Linked DNA regions of Mus musculus: region 1 is linked to region 2. A link is a loop called in an ENCODE intact Hi-C map of the cell type or tissue named here. Cell type or tissue: heart. All regions are shown on one strand. Links, peaks and the distances in the headings refer to the core of each region. The heading gives the core; the rest is flanking DNA.

Region 1 (8,332 bases), core at 177-8,176, 130 kb after region 2:
CCTTGGACACCCATGAACCTCTAAGTTCCATGACCCTCAAACGGGACACATTAAGAGATTGACTCTCTAAAGAGGCATCCAAGTGACGATGAGGTCAACAGGGCTGGCCCTGATCCAACAGGACTGATGTCATTCAATGAAGAGATTAGAGTGTAGACGTAGAGGACACTGGGCAAGGACGCAGGGGTAAAACGCTTGTCTCCGAATTGGGGAGGGGCCCACAGGAGAAGCCAACCTCGCTGACACCTGGATCTTACACTTCTGCTGTTTGAGCTGTGTGGTCTCTGGTGCTCTGACATAGTGGCTAGTGCTCCTGAGAAGAGGGTCGGTCCTGAAGCCCAGAGTTCCGTCTCTTCTGACATGGGTCGTCTCTGCTCTTCTCTGAAGGACATGGACTCTTATGGCCAGGGTTTTGCTCATACAGAGCCACCCTGTGTCACCTGGCCCCTGATACAACCCTGTGTGACTTGGAAGTCAGTTCATGGGCATATAAAACCACCACTACTCTGTCCACTGTTGTTGCTATGAATAATGGAGTCTTGTGTCTTCTAATCAGTCCCTTGGGATTGTGGTAGACCAATTGACAAGCTTAGTAGGATAATGCACACTGGAGATGCAGCTCAGATGAGGAAAGAAGATCAGAATTCAAGGTCAACCTTGGCTAAACAGCAAGTTTGAGAGTAGCCAGAGATATGTAAATCTCAAAATAAAAACAAACACAAGCTGTGGAAATGGAGACTCTACCCAGCTTGTGGTATGCATGCAAGCCAGGAGGGCTGGGGGAGCCAGGGAGGATGGGTGGCGTTGGAGGGAGAGCTGTGACCAGAGGAGAGCCATGGCCTAGAGGCTCACTAGAACTACTTTCTTGAGACTGGTCAATGAGGAAACAGGAAAAGGGAAGATGCCTAGGTTAGGTCTCATTCACTAATCCGAGACTACATAATGAAGCCTCAGCAGGATGACAGAAAGCGAGAAGATTCTGGCTCCGTCCAAAGGCAGAGCTGACATTCTGGGATCTAAGAGAACAAGGGAAGAAAAGACCACACACTGCATTTTCAAATTAGTGAACAAAGGTCTGTACTGCCTCGGACTGGGGTGGGAAGAGGTTCACAGGTATGGGGAAGATGTCTGATTTTTATTTTGTTATTATATTTTTAAAGCAGAGTCTCACCTTGGGTCCACAGCAATCCTCTGGTTTTAGTCTCTTAAGTGCTGAGACTACAGGATGTCCAACAGGAGAAAAGTCATGTTCAATCCAAAAGTTGGATGTGATGAGGAGGGGACAGGTGGATAGGTCTGGGACAGAAAATTTAGTGTCATCAACCTCTATATGATATTCAAAGGCATAAGAGAGGCAAATAAAACAGGTCTAAGGTTGACTCCCAGCATCATCCATATTTAAACCTTAGAGAAGTACAAAGGAACCCCCAAAGAGATTGAGAAGCCAGATGTGAAGCAGGGGAGTCCTGGAACTATTTCACAAAGAGTTGGGGTTTCAAGGTGGAGTAGGGACGAACAGTAGAATGAACCCACATGCCAGCATCTCTATTAGTGTTTCTGCTAAGGACGAAGATAGAGGCAAGGCACAGAACAAGCCAGGGCCTCTGCTGTGTTAGGGACAAGGAAGGCTGAACAGTACACTGGCTTGAGGAACACTGGAACTCGGAAGAGTTCCAAGAACCAAGAGCTAGGCTGCCTGGGGCCCTGGGCTGCCCATTAGCTTGCATTTGAACCAGGTAAAGCCCAGGGCATTTGAATCAGGAATGTGGGCTGTTTATAAAACACCCCTGCATGGTGAGACAGTGCATAGACCCAGGACCTTTACGGCCTCGGACTCGTCCTGGATCCTTGGAAATCTACAACAATCTAATTCATTTGGAGTCGTTGGCATGAGCTCTCAGCTGCAGTGCGGTCTAGCTTCATGGGCTCCTGGACTGGGCTAAAGTGGGGTTAGTGTCGGGCGCTCGGAGGGCTGCGGCGTGGAGGTTACAACTCAGTTGTGCAACATTTTCGTGGAAAAGCCTAGAAGCCCCCGTGGAATTCCGTCTCACCTACCACCCCAGCCTCAGGTTTAGTTTATTGATGAAGCGTTGGACTCCCGTGTATCCCATGGGAAGGGAAGTAACTATCCTGCTGGGTTTAGAAAGGAGGCAGAAAGTTGCCAGACGGGGGGAGGGGACCCCGCGCGTCGCAGAGGTTCCTTAAGCGCTCAACTGGCAAACAAACAAAAGCGCGGGCGGGCGGGCGGGCTCGTGCGCCACCTTCCCCGTACAGAGGCGCGGGGGCTGGCACGGGGCAGTAGGGATAACCGAGAGGGACCAGGGCTCTCAGCTCGCAGATCCGCGGGCTGTAGCGGCATCCGGACGTCCCGCGGGGCCCGCCCAGTGCGCTGCGACGCGATCGCACAGCGCACCCCACGCGCGCGGGCCGGCCGGCGTGATGGACTACAAGTCCCAGCAAGCCCAGAGGCAGCGCGGGGCGGGGTCTGGCGCAATTCCCCGGGATCCGGCGCGCTGGGAAGCGCCGCCGAGGACGCAGCGGCGGCCGGAGGGCGGCGAGCGCAGGCGGGGGCGGGGCCGACGTGGGCCAGAGCCCTGCGTGCCAGGGAGGGGGCTGGCCGGGCAGCGGCGGGCGGCGCTCGGAGCGGTCTCCGCGGCTGGCAAGGCGCCTACAGCTCGGTCCCGGCTTGGCGGACGGCGCAGGGCAGCTGAGGGCCCCGGCCCGCGCGGTAGCGCGGCACTCACAAGCGCGCGGACCCAGCCGCAGCCGTGCGCCCGGAGCAGAGCGGCCACTGCCCGGGGGCCTCGGCCCCGGCGCTCGCAGCGCCGTGCTGCCTGCGCTTTAATGGCTGCTCGGCCGGCCGGCGTGTAGGGGTGCGGGCGGCTGCGGCGCGGGAAGGCGCCCGAGCGAGCCTCCTCCGCGGCCGGCCGCGCTCCATGGCGCCGCGGTCTTCCCGGACGGCCCGCTGACCCGGGACGCTGGTCCCTGCTATGAACTGAGCCCCTCTACTGCTTCATCCTCAGCGTTCTTTTCTTTTTCTTTTTCTTTTTCTTTTCTTTTCTTTCTTTCTTTCTTTCTTTCTTTCTTTCTTTTTTTTTTTTTTTGCGCCTCCTCGGCTCCGTGCTCCCCGGGGGCTGCGGCGCCCCGGGTCTCGGTGGCCCGCGGGGCTCCGGGGCGCGGGGCGGCGACGACGGGGGGCGCGCGGCTTTGGGCGCCGCGCCTGCACCATGAACTACCAGCAGCAGCTGGCCAACTCGGCTGCCATCCGGGCCGAGATCCAGCGCTTCGAGTCGGTCCACCCCAACATCTACTCCATCTACGAGCTGCTGGAGCGCGTGGAGGAGCCGGTGCTGCAGAACCAGATTCGGGAGCACGTCATCGCCATCGAAGGTGAGGGCCAGGCCGCCCGGGGCTTCTGGAAAGCGCGGGGGAGCGGGCGCCCCTGGCGCGGCGGGGTGTGTGCGCGCGTGTGTGCTTGCGTGTGTACACACGCGGCTGCCCGGCGGAGAGAGCACTGCGGTGCCTCTTGTCCCGCAAGGCCGGCCAGTCAGCCAGGGAAGATGGGTTGTCAGCGTTCATTTGATAATGGACAATGGAGTCTCTCCTGTGAGAAAGTGGCACGGTGCTGCTACGTCCGGGGCGGCCCGCAAGCCCCGTCCGGGCCCAGCAGACGCCTGGGGGCAGCTGCTTGGGATGGCGCCACTGGATCCCTGACAGGTTATCAGGCCCGGCCTGAGTGTCTTTCGTGGACGTTGAAGATGTGTTTTGAGAAGCGCTGCTGCTGGGGATGCTGTTCCGGCCAGCTTATTCAGTTGCTTCATGGCTGGCTACCCCCCCCCCCCTCCAGTTCGCGGATACAGGGGAGGTGGCACATGTAGGAAGCCAATGGGACCCAGGCAGTATCATGCCCCAGTGCTGATCGGACTGGCGTTGTACAAACGCTGGCCGTTTTGTACTAAAATCCTGAGGCAAATTATAACCCTTCTTGGGAGGCAGGACACCTTGATACTGTCTTGCTGAAAGGGGCACTTTAATCCGTCGGCTACTTGGGAGCCACCCAAGGGGCGGAAAAGTGGATGATCTTGCTGCCTGTAAGCCTGTGTTTGCACAGAACACTGTTTTGAGCCCCCAGTGTCAGGCAAGGCAGTATCCCTGCAGGGGAGGATGGAGCCGGTGGCTTTGCCCTGGCTTGTGCTCTCTTTGGACTACCCATGGCTCCCGTTTCTCTCCTACTAGGTGCCTGACCTGTTTCCTTGGGTTGTTTCTTCGGGCCTGCCATCATTTACCTGGGGGAGCAGGTGGCATCTAAATGGGTAATGTGTCATAGATCAGCCAGTGGATTAGCAGTCTATCCTCTTGAGTTGCTGTTGGCCAGTGACAGTAAAAGGCCTGCAGGTGGCTTGTCCTAGTGTAATACTGCGCCTGCCAAAGGCTAGTGAGTCCTCTGTTGAGAGCCATGGGAACCTTCCAAGTCTAGCAGGAGTGTGTTCAAAAACAGGTGCAGGTACTGCCCTGGGCTCCTCCCCCGACTCCTCCCCCTGTTGTGAGACGGCCTCTGCCCCTAAGAAAGCTTGGCTCCCGTGTGTTCTGAACTTCTAACCCTGAAGTATTTGGGTTTAAAACTTGGCTGCTTGGATAGAGATGGTGGAGGCTCTGTTGCTGATCCTCTTGGCATTTGGCAGCCTCATGTACTTGAACCACGTCCCAGGCAGGCTGGAAGACTGACTGACTATCCACCGGATATATTGTAGTTCTAGGGGAGGGTCCAAGCAAGCTCCATCCTGATGAGGGACTGGCTCTCAGTGCACCTGGGCCCCCTGAGTGTTCATGGCTGCCTGTGGTGGCTTCAGATGCTTCCAGACCCACTAAGAGGCACAGCTTCTTCTGTGTGTCATGGAGTTTTGTGGTGTTGAGGAGGGCACTGTCTCCCCTCATCATCCTCCCAGTTGATGGTGAGGAGATAGAGCTGATGGGTTCCTCTGAGAGCCGTCTGTGGGTTCCTGTCAGAAGTGCTGAAAGGTTCTCGTGTTTCTCTCAGATGGCTGCTCAGCTTCCTGGCTGCGTATACAGAAGTCTGATGAAACCCTTTGAAAGCTGGTGCCAGGAATGGAATGCACCTGACTGGAGCTTCTTGCTCTAGAGGAGAGAAAGACCTCCAGCTGAGTGTGACTCATTTCCCATTCTTAAAGCTACACTCTAGGGTCTTGTTAGCAAGAGGATGTTCTTTCGTGTTTTTTTTTTTTTTTTTAAAGTTGTTCTTCCGCAATGATCTCTCCTTGATAGCTTGATGCTCACCTTAATAAGACGAGTCCATGTCCCCTTCTCTTTATAACCTTTGTCATTCTCAGTGAAACCTGAGCTAGTGGATGGCTCATGCTGGAGACTCTGATAATGCTATTCTTTCGGCTAGGACTAGAAATGCCTATATTGTGCCAAGTCTGTAGTAAATTCAGTGAGCCCGGAGAAGAAGCGGTGGTATCTGCCTCTGTTCGTTGAGCCCTTACTTATCTACAGCGGTACACTGCACATTTGTGGAGAACTGGAGGACAGATGTTTTGGTATTCACAACGGCCTCACCATATAGAGGAGGAGGTGGAGGTTGGGAGGGGTCATGACCTCTGAACTAAAGGGTCAGTCAGGCCCCGGGTCTCTGTCTTCCCAATGCATCACTGTTTCAGGACCTCACTGTGCCTCTTGTAATTAAATCCTAATTCATGGGTTATAACGGATTGGCCTTTCTGTGTAAGTTTTAAGATACGGGCAGGTCTTTCATCTGCTTCTTCGGTGTTTGGCATAGTGAGAGCGTTGCCAAGTTGTGTAGCATGATGGTCTTGGGTGAGAAGAGGATAAACGGTTCTTACTGAGAACCTCACGCATGCGTGTGTGCTTTGATCATCTCTGCCTCCCAGTCACTTCCCATCTCCCCTCCCAACTTGATGCGCTTCCTCGCTCTCACTGCCATTACAAATACACAGGCCCATTTACTGCTGCTGTGCATACGTGCACTGGTGCAGGATTGTCCACTGGAGCATCCATTGCTCTTTTAGGGGCCACATCCTTGAAGAAAACTGACTCTTCCTCCCCAAAGCAGTCATTAAGTGCCAGATGCTCCTCAGCTAGGGACGAGCCCTTCCTCGTCTGTGCTGGAATTTTGGCAGCCTTGGTCTTGTGAACGCTATCATAGCTGGTATTTATTTATGTGCACAGTGATGTCACGTCCAGCGAATCCTGCTTCAGTGTTGACATCCACTGTCATCTTTCTGACCCTTCCTCTGCAAGGATCTCCGAGCCTTGGTGAGAGGGAGCAAGTGTTAGACAGGTGTTCCCTTCAGAGCTGGGTACTTCCCAGTTTCTTATGCTCTGGGTATTGACCAGTTGTGGGTGTCTATTAATCTGTCCTGCAAAAAGAAGCTTCTCTGATGAGGGTTGGGAGCTGTACTAATCTAAGGGTATAAAGATTAATTCAGGGGGCAGTTTGTTATTATATCCCTATAGGAGAACAATAGTATTAGGTTCTCCCCTCAGGCCTATAACCTAGCAGAACATGTGTTTTTGGCTTAGTTAGCAACACCAGACATAGAGTGCGTCTTGTAGAACGAGATTTAAATCCAACCAGAAAGTGGTTGGTTACTCCTATAACATTTGTGCCACTAATGCATATATTGCCATGTGCCAGTGGATATATCTTGGTAGGCTAGTCATTGTTACAGCTTGTGGGATCCACAGCTGGGTAAAACTGTCAAATATTTTTAGTTCTTGGTCACATAAATATAACCTTCCAGCACTATGACTGCTAGCCAGTGGGGATGAAATCCCAGGTCAGTACCAGCCTGATTTCTTCATGTCTTACGTATGTGGTGACCTCAGCTATAGGGCCTACTGTCAGATTTAGAAGTTAGCTAAGAATGACAGCAGTAGGTTATAAGAAGTGTCTGTTTTAGGAGTCTGTGGTATCCCACTAATCAGTAACTTTTGGGGGGCTGGAGAGATGGGTCAGTGGTTAAGAACACTGTTGTTCTTTCATAGGATCTAAGTTCAGTTCCCAGCATCCATGTCTGGTGGATGCCTGTAACTCCAGCTCCAGGGGATGTCCGATGTCCTTTTGGGCGTAACCAAATGTGGAACCTGCAGACACAGGTGCATGCAGACACAGGTGCATGCAGACACAGGTGCATGCAGACACAGGTGCATGCAGACACAGGTGCATGCAGACACAGGTGCATGCAGACACAGGTGCATGCAGACACAGGTGCATGCAGACACCAAATCTGGATAGGTGTGTCTTCATTGATGCTCAGCTAGGAAGGCATTGCCTTGGTGGTACAAGGTGACACAGGCTTGGAGACCATGACTAGAGTGTATGCAGGACCACCACAGTAACCGAAGTGAGACCCCATCCCTGTCAGAGACACACCCAAGTGTCTCCTTGTAACATGACTAATAAGCATGAGAAATTACAAAACATGAATCTTTCAGGAAAAGGTATGCCTGTCATTGGAAATATTAAAAAAAAAAAAAAAATCACCTGCCTCACAAAACCAAACCTGTCACTTCCCAGGCTGTCTAGTTAGCCCTTCTCCCCACCGTGGCCCCTTATCAAGGCCTTTGGGTTGTCATGACAGGGGCTTTTCAGCCTTAGGGGACTTTTGAAGAAACTGTTTCTGTGTTTACATTGCACACCAGCATTTGCCTCTGCCATGGTGGCTTTAAAACCTCGCTGCTTTCTGGCATCTACATGATTGTTTGCTCTTGGGGTGGGGAACAACCTTGGGGAAGAGGAAGATGTTTCAGCTGCTGAAACATTCAGTTGTCTCAGTGAGTCGATTTTGCCCTTCTTGGAAAATAAAGACAGACAAAATGGTTGTAAGAGCCCACTGAAGTCCCCAAATGACAATACGTTGAGGATACTGTCTGTAGGCCTGGGACACATGTGATTTTCATTCTCTACCCTGTTTAAAACACGATCTTTAAAAAAAAAACAACTTTTTTCTAGTATTCTTTTTTTCTTACTCTGAGAATCTTCTTGACTCCTGAATCTTTGCCATTTAAGGAAACATTAATGATTGGTTTCACACTGAGCCCAGCAGATTTCTGGGGGTGTCCTGCAGGGGCGTGGTCTGCTGTGGGATGTAGCATGTGCCATCCTCTGTCCGGAAGTGAGCCTGGGACCTGCCTCACCTCCATCAAGCCTCCTGTGTTAGCTTTCCTTTCCCTCTGGCTAGTCAAGGACTCTGGGGTGGATGGGTTGAGGTGTACCAGCCGGTAACCAACTGTTTGTTAGGTAAAGCTTGTCGCTCTTTTAAGGCTACAGCCTCTATTAGCAGTCACACGT
Region 2 (8,332 bases), core at 172-8,171:
AGCACCAGGACTTCCTGGCTTCCCTATCCCCGTACTATACCCAGAGATCACTGTTCAGTTCTCAAAACCCCCTCTCTATGGCTTACACACCCTTATCCTTGGCATTTCAAATCCAGATCTTTGAGCTCTGTGAGTTGCCCATCAGCAAGTATGCCCCTCCCAGCACCGGGTTGAGCATGGAAAATGGAGTGACTTGAAAGCCCCTGAGCAGGACAGAGCCCTGACCCTCCTCCCGTCTCCTATCACTGCCATGGCAGTGGCTGACATTGCCCATTGCTGATGGTTTGCTTGGTGGACACGGTGGGTAGCTATTTTCTCAGCCTTGAAACATCCCCCATAGAGGGAGCAAGCAGGCTTTGTAGACTCTGGAAATAAACAAAGCACTCAAGGTCCAGCAAGCCCCAGGAGAATGGCAAGATCTCAAGGCTCCTCCCCAAGGTCGCACAGTCGGGAACAACTGCTGAGGAGACCTGCCAGTCAGCAGTCCATCCTGCAGCTCCAGGGATGCTGGGGTCAGGTCAGGGGTCTTTTTGGGTGATACAACTGCTCTGAGCCACCCAAGCTTCTTTAAGTGACACCTTTGGCATCTACACTTGTAGGTAACTGCAGTAAGCTCACTGGCTTGCTAAGCCTAACTCAGGTAGGACCATGTCTTTGGTCTTCAGTGCCCTGTCTAGAGTCAAGAGACATTTGTTCACACCTCCCCCAGGCAATGTCACACGACAGACACTCCAGTTCTCTGTCCCATTGGTCCCCTTCCTTCTGGTCTTTCAGATGATGTTGACTCCTTCATCATAGAGAGTAAGAATTTCTTCCACCTCTGCCCCCTGCCCCCTGCCTCTTGCCCCCTGCCCCTTGCCTCCTGCCCACCTCCATATGTCTTCTTCAGAAGAGATCTGGCTTGTCTGCTAGCCCTACTGGCCCAAGTCCCTCCAGACTTCCAGGACTCATCTGTCTCTTGACTATATTCAACAGTGGGATCCTGGCCCATCTATAGGAATGCACTGAAGACCCTGACAGTACAGGACTTGGGCCAGGCTGAGGGCTCACATGGCCTCTTGGGCCCATCTAGGCTTTTCTTTGCTGTCATCTCAGTCTGGTCACCACCATCATCCTCTGCTTTCTACCTCCATCCCCACAAGGTGCCAACCACCCTGCCATCTCAAACACCTGTTCTTTCTTCACCAAAACAGAAGGAATTTTGCATGACCAGGGGTCACTGTTTCTGCCTAGATCCCACCCTCCAAAATGCACACCATTTTCCCTTGTCTACCATTCTCCTTTCATGGTGAGGCCCAGAGGATCTCATTGCATGCTGCCTGGGTCTCTGTCTAAAGCTATTCCTAGCTTCATAACCTGGCATTCTGCGTAGTCTGGCCTGAAGCATCCTTGGACACCCCATGGACACCCTTGTGCTAAAGCCCCACACGGATGATTCCTGCTGCAGATAATCAATTTGCGGTGCATAACAAGTGAATGAATGCTTCTGAAAGGCATGGGTAGCCTGCTGCAGTTATTAGGACAAAGACCACAAAGAGGACTTTGAGATGGCAGGTGACCTGCTCCAACCTCCCCTTCAGGGACACACAAATCAAGCAGGTGGGATGACTGAGTCCCACTTGCACACAGGAAGTGACTCATAGGCTCAGGCTTCCTGGGAAGAGTCAGTGGCTCCGAGAGTTCTGTACATTCTCATTTTAAAGTGGACCACAGAGTTATTCTAAGTGAGACCTAAAGTTAATAAGATATCTAACTTCCCACCCTGACATCTACATGTCATGCTTTCAACCAGATCTGACCTGGAGACCCACGGGAACACTAGCAGTTCAGTCTGTAAGCCCCTGGGAGACTTATGGGAACACGGGCAGTTTGGTCTGTAAGCCTACTGGCTCTGCTAAGCAGGCTCTGTCTTCTCTACCAGCCGCACAGCACGGGGCTATTTGGCAGTCCCTCCTTGTTCTGTGGCCCTGGGTCTTCCTATGCAGCACAAATGAGGCACCTGCTGGTGTCCATCCCATTAGCAGGAGACCCAGGCATCCTTCCAGGCTGGCCTACTTGTCAGTCATTCAAAGGAGCTCAGAGGTAGACATGTGGCCACCAAGAACTCAAAGGGGAGAATGCCTAATGTGTCCTTAGGTCTGCCCAGCTCCCAGCTCCCTGTCACAGTATCCCAGTTCTGTTCTTCTGGAAATTTCTTTGGTCCTTCTCTCTTTTTCTTTCACAATCAAACCATGGGGGGGGGGTCTCTTCCTCTTCATTAGTTCTGTGTCCAAACCTCATCAAGATGACATGACTGTGTTGACCAAGGTGGATTGGTCTCAACCAAAATAACTTGTTTCAAACAACTGAGTATAATGTTAAAAATATCTCCAACCGCACATGACTACGTCCCAAACTGCAAGAGTACAGCATAATCTGGCTTAGGTCGTTTCCTGCTTTCTTTCCTGGTCAGTGCAGGAGGCTGCTGGTGCAGCTGGGTGTGGGGTAGAGTGAGACGACCCCTCACAAGCTCAGCCACCCACCAACCCTAGGCTCTGCAGATCACCTGGGAGCTTCATGGCACCACACAGAACCACGTCTGCTGCACCGTTTGTTTCCACCGCTGGAAGCAGAGCATTTGGGACAACGCCCAATGGTGTTTCTTAGCATTATTGTACTCATTTTCTTGCCTGTGTTGTTGTCTGCACTGGATATGGTTCATATGTTTAAGGCTTGGTTGCCAGCTGATGGCCTTTGAGTTCTTCCCAATGGCTGAATCCCATGATGGATTCATAACACGATAGCATCATTAGGAAGTGGTAGAAAACAAAAATGGGTCCTCATTGGAGGAAACTGATCACAGGGCATACCCTGGAAAGATAGACCTTGTCCAGAAATGTTTGTGAATTCTCTCTGCTTTCTGGCTGCCCTGCGATAGCCATCTGTGTTCTGTCACATACACGCCCCTGCTGTGATGCACTGCCTTGCCTTGGACCAAAGCAATGGAGCCAGCCAACCATGGATGGAAACCGTACGTCAAAGTAAGTTCTTCCTCCTTTAAGTGATTTATATCAGGTGTTATATCACAGTGACGGATAACTGGCAAACAGTGATACAATAACAAAATGTCAGACCCAAGCAGCTCAAGTGATAAAAACTTATTTTCGTACAGGAAGTCCAAGATCAAGGTATTGTCAAATGTGTGGTTCCTCCTGAATCTCCCTGGATTTTGGGTAGCCTCCTTCCTGCTGGATTCTTGTGGTCTTTGTTCCATGCACGTATACTGAATGTCTTTCTGGGTATTCAAACTCCTACTTCCTGTGTGTGTTGGGGGAGGAGAGCTGTTCGTGTGTGTGGTTTATGTACATGAGTGTGTGGTGACTTGTGCAAAGGCAAGAGCAGAAAATTCAGATGTCTTTCTCTATTGCTTCCTCCATGTTACCTCGAGATAGTCTCTCAGGAAACTGGACACTCACACCTTCAGCTAGACTGGCTGCCCATTGAGCCCTAGGGATCCCCCTGTCTCCACCTCACAGTGCTGGGGGCTACAGGCTCATGTAGCCCTGCCTGATTTCTTTCTTTTTCTTACCTCCATGTTGGGGATTTGAACTCAGGCCCTCAATCTTGCAGAGTGAGCACTGTTAGCCTCTGAGCTTTCTTCCCAGTCTCCAAATTCCCACTTTTTATGGGAATTCCAGTCAAATGACATGAGGGTCCAAACCTGATAGCCACATTTTAGCATAGGCACCTTGATTAGAACCCATGGTCTCCTCATCTAGACAGATGCTAGGGCACTGCAGGCTTCTAGAAACTGAATTGTGGTGGTGGTGGTAGTAGTGGGGACATAAGTTAACCTATAATGGACAAGGTTCATTCTCTATTGTGGCTTTAGATACTGGCTGTACCAGTCTAACCATGCACCCCTGAATGTCTTAACCTCTCAAACCACAGAGTTCAGAGAGTGCTGTAGAACATGGGGGCTTCTCCAGTCTGGATAAAACATGCTCTCCCCTCTCAGTTCCCTTCCTCGCCAGCTATGTACCTGCAGACTTGCCTGTCTGGAGCACGCCCATAAGGCACTACAACACAAGCCCTCTCCCAAGAGCTCTACCCTAAGAACCACCCAGCAGCCTCCAGAGCTGTGGGAAGCTGCTGTCCTTTGTTTTGGCAGGGATCTTGTATTTGTATTCTGAGCCTAAAGGAAATCACAGGCATTATTCTAACTTCCTGTAAGGAGAGGCAGAGATTCTGCCTCTGCTGAAGTCACTGAAGGGTTCCAGGGCCATCGCCCATTTGTTTTCCTGACTTTCCATTTCTCAGTTACTATTTAAAGGTAACTTTCTGCGTTTCAGTTTGTTTGTTTGGTTTGGTTGTTTTTCATTTCTCTTGGCCCAATATAGATCCATGATAATTAACATATTGTCACTTAGCAGATTGACACCCACAGTGTTATTTGCACCCAGCCCTCTCCTGACTTTATAAACTAAGGAACAAGATAATTTCTGACTTTTTAAAAAGTCCCCCAAAACGTCATCAACCAAAATTCTGTTTTGAAGATCTTTTAAAAGAATCTTGCATATCTGCTTGCATGTGTGTAGACGCACCATGCATGCAGTACCCACAGAGGCCAGAAGATGGCATTAGATTCCCCTGACACTGGAGTTACAGATCTGTGGGTGAGACTGGAGCCTAGGTCCTCAGCAAGAGTGCTTAGTGCTCTTAACCACTAAGTCATTTCTCTAGTCCCTGAAATTCTATATATATATTTAAATTTTTTATTATTTTTTCCAGTTCTCTGACTTTTTTTAAGCTGGCTTTCAATGGGCACAAGACTTTGAGAAAAGAAAAAAAAATCATTTTTCCAATAATACAGTATTCTCCTCTACTCATAAGCAGTGATATACAGGAGCCTGCTTCTCAGATTCTAATTTCTCCATCTAATCTATTTAAAAATTATTCTACTTTCTACTTGTAAATGCTATCTGGAGCCCACCAACATCCTCAGCTCCAGGTGGCTCTTTTAAAGCAACTACCTGAAAGTATAGGCTGTGGTTCTTGCCCATGGGGGTCCAATTCTGGTTCTCAGAACCTAGATACACCTGCTGCATGGCCACCTGCTCTGTCCCATGTCCCCCTAAAGGTTCACCATGAAGGTCCAATGAGTGGCAATGGCTATCACTGGAATTTTGTGCTAAAGAACAAAAGAGGCTCTTTTTAGTCCTGGGTTCTAGCCATTTGCAGAATGCCTCGCAGTCCAAATTATACTGGCTCTTTCTCTGTCACAGTCTGCTGGTCATTCACTCTACTTCCATGGACAAACACTGTTACCTTTTAAAGGAAGACAGCCAGCCCTTTGCTTTTTCCTCCAGAAAATAGAAGAAAACACACTAAATATGAAACACACACACACACACAACATTGGAGGAAAATCTTTTCCTCAGACTGGACAGAAGATAACGAGAAGATGGGAAAAGATGCTCCTGTTAGTCTGGCCTAGGTCCTGAGTAACTCTCTGCACAAGGCAGAGGCTGTGGTACTGAGTTCACAGGTAGACTATCTCAAATCTCTGGGCCTGACACCACTGCTTGCCTTCATGGGATCCAACATGTTAGGCCACCACAAACACATGTCCTATAGCTTCAGTACAGGTTTGAAAGTCAATGTGCATTAAGTAGGGTCTAGAGAGATGGCTCAGTGGCCAAGAGCACTTGATGAATAGTCATGAAGATGGAATTCAGAATCCAGCATCCATGTAAGATGCCACATGTCCCCTGCACTCCTGTAAGCATATCTCTGAGGGAGGCCAGCCCAGGAGCATCACTTGGTCTTGGTGGCTCCCAAACTACCAAGAAAATGTGAGCCAGGGGCTCGTGGAAAGACTCTATCTCAAAGGAATATATGAATGGGAGAGGAAGACAGACAGCTGGTGTATTGTTCCAGACTCCACACAAAAGCACAGATACAAGCACCTGCATACCCATGCGTGTATATCCTCACGCACAAAGACACATGCACACAGAGATAAATGCATCTTTAAAAATGTATTGAGTGAATAAATGAATGAATGAATGAATCATATGAAGGGCTGGATGAATGAGTAAATGAACACTGGAACAAGAATTACATCTTTCTATCTATGTGTGCCTGAATCTCTATATGACAAATTCTGGGATCTAGGCATTTCTTTGGGAAAGCCCTCTTCCTTCTAAGCTGGAGGGAATACAAATCAAAATGGATACATCCTCACCCTCCCAGATTGCTCATTAAGTATTATGTAAGGCAGAGACTCTTGTCAATGCTTATTTCTCATCTGAACAATGGGATGGAAAGCCTGATGGCCTCCTACCTCACTACAGAGGAAGGGGAGAAAATAAATAAAAAGACAGAAAAACCATGATCTACCAGTGTCAGCAGACAAGGAGACACTCCTATAGAACCTATGGCTGTCAAAAGAGTAACAATGTAACATTAAACAACTCTGTGCTGATAGCCTTGACAACTTAAACTAGAGCGGACTTAAACTAGCAAGCAGAGTCCTGGAAAGACCATCAAACTTACTCAAGAAGAAATAACATCTGTTGTTATGTCTCCCTTTACATTTCTGATTTTGTTAATTAGAATGCTTTCCCTGTGCCCTTTAGTGAGTCTGGCTAAGGGTTTATCTATCTTGTTGATTTTCTCAAAGAACCAGCTCCTCGATTGGAGGGCATCATCCTGAGTGAGGTAACCCTATCACAAAGGAACTCACACAATATGTACTCACTGATAAGTGGATATTAGCCCAGAAACTTAGGATACCCAAGATATAAGATACAATTTGCTAAACGCATGAAACTCAAGAAGAACGAAGACCAAAGTGAGGACACTTTGCCCCTTCTTAGAACTGGGAACAAAACACCCATGGAAGGAGTTACAGAGACAAAGTTTGGAGCTGTGACGAAAGGATGGACCATCTAGAGACTGCCATATCCGGGGATCCATAATCAGCTTCCAAATGATGACACCATTGCACACACTAGCAAGATTTTGCTGAAAAGACCCAGATGTAGCTGTCTCTTGTGAGACTATGCCGCAGCCTAGCAAACATAGAAGTGGATGCTCACAGTCAGCTATTGGATGGATCACAGGACCCCCAATGGAGGAGCTAGAGAAAGTACCCAAGGAGCTAAAGGGATCTGCAACCCTATAGGTGGAACAACATTATGAACTAACCAGTACCCCTGAGCTCTTGACTCTAGCTGCATATGTATCAAAAGATGGTCTAGTCGGCCATCACTGGAAAGAGAGGCCCATTGGACTTGCAAACTTTATATGCCCCAGTACAGGGGAATGCCAGGGCCAAAAAGTGGGAGTGGGTGGGTAGGGTAGTAGGGGGGAGGGTATGGGGGACTTTTGGGATAGCATTGGAAATGTAAATGAGAAAAATACCTAATAAAAATATTTTTTAAAAAAGAAGAAATAACATGCAGGGCATGGTGGTGCACGCCTTTAATCCCAGCACTTGGGAGGCAGAGGCAGGCGGATTTCTGAGTTCGAGGCTAGCCTGGTCTACAGAGTGAGTTCCAGGACAGCCAGGGCTATACAGAAAAACCCTGTCTTGAAAAACAAAACAAAACAAAACAAAAAAGAAATAAAATAAACAGACCAATATTGATCCAAAACATTGAATTTGTATTTTAAAATCTCCCCTCAAAGGAAATCTGTAACTCTAATGGCTTTACCGGTGAACTATAGCAAGTATTTCATGAAAAAGTTCTAGTTCTGAACAAACTTACCCAAGAAATTGGATAAGAAAGACAACTTTTGAACTCATTCTACGCAGGAACCCAAAAACCATTCAAGAGGCTAGGCAAAAGCTGTACAGAATAGCTTCCCTGAACACAAATGTAAAATCTTAACATTTCAGCAAATAGAATTCAGATATAGAAGGAAAGAAGCCAGTTTAGAAGGAAACATACTGGATCACTTAGTCAATGGAAACCCACAGGTCATGCCATGCCTAATGTTAAAATACTGAAAGTTTTCTCCCTAAGATTAAGGATAAGGTCTGGAATATATATTCTTATAACTTCCTCCACTTCTAGAGGTCCTAGCCAGTTCAATACGTAGATAGATAGATAGATAGATAGATAGATAGATAGATAGATAGATAGATAGATAGATAGATAGATAGATAGATAGATAGGGATGTAGCTCAATTGCTAGTACCAGCCTAGCATGCATGAAGCCTTCCATTGGTTGCCAAGGGTAGTGGCTCATACCTGTAATCCCAGGACTTTGGGGGTGGAGGCATAAGATTAGAAATCTACTATAAATGGCATTTAAGTCTGTGTTGGAGAGAGTGGAGGTAGAA

The links. Peaks named below come from ENCODE experiments on the same cell type or tissue, not always from the same donor. Only the 100,000 strongest peaks of a DNase experiment are listed, where the experiment ranks them.
Region 1: it touches region 2 in a loop (5-fold over the local background); 3 of 42 quality-filtered maps call a loop at or near these places.

What each region holds. Positions count from the first base shown.
Region 1 is chr1:89,452,203-89,460,534 of GRCm38, forward strand. Agap1 (ArfGAP with GTPase domain, ankyrin repeat and PH domain 1) reads left to right here and starts at 2,609. Exons shown (of 18, transcript NM_178119.3): 1 at 2,609-3,390. The coding sequence starts at 3,228. In heart, for the core only: CTCF peaks have their summits at 2,528 and 4,380; DNase peaks (open chromatin) are centred at 2,529, 3,429, 3,749 and 4,419; H3K4me3 peaks cover 3,419 bases; H3K27ac peaks cover 2,339 bases.
Region 2 is chr1:89,318,672-89,327,003 of GRCm38, forward strand. No RefSeq gene overlaps it. Among named protein-coding and RNA genes, the nearest start is that of Gm41913, 65 kb to the right of the region's middle. In heart, for the core only: a CTCF peak has its summit at 4,602 (motif pointing right); a DNase peak (open chromatin) is centred at 4,100.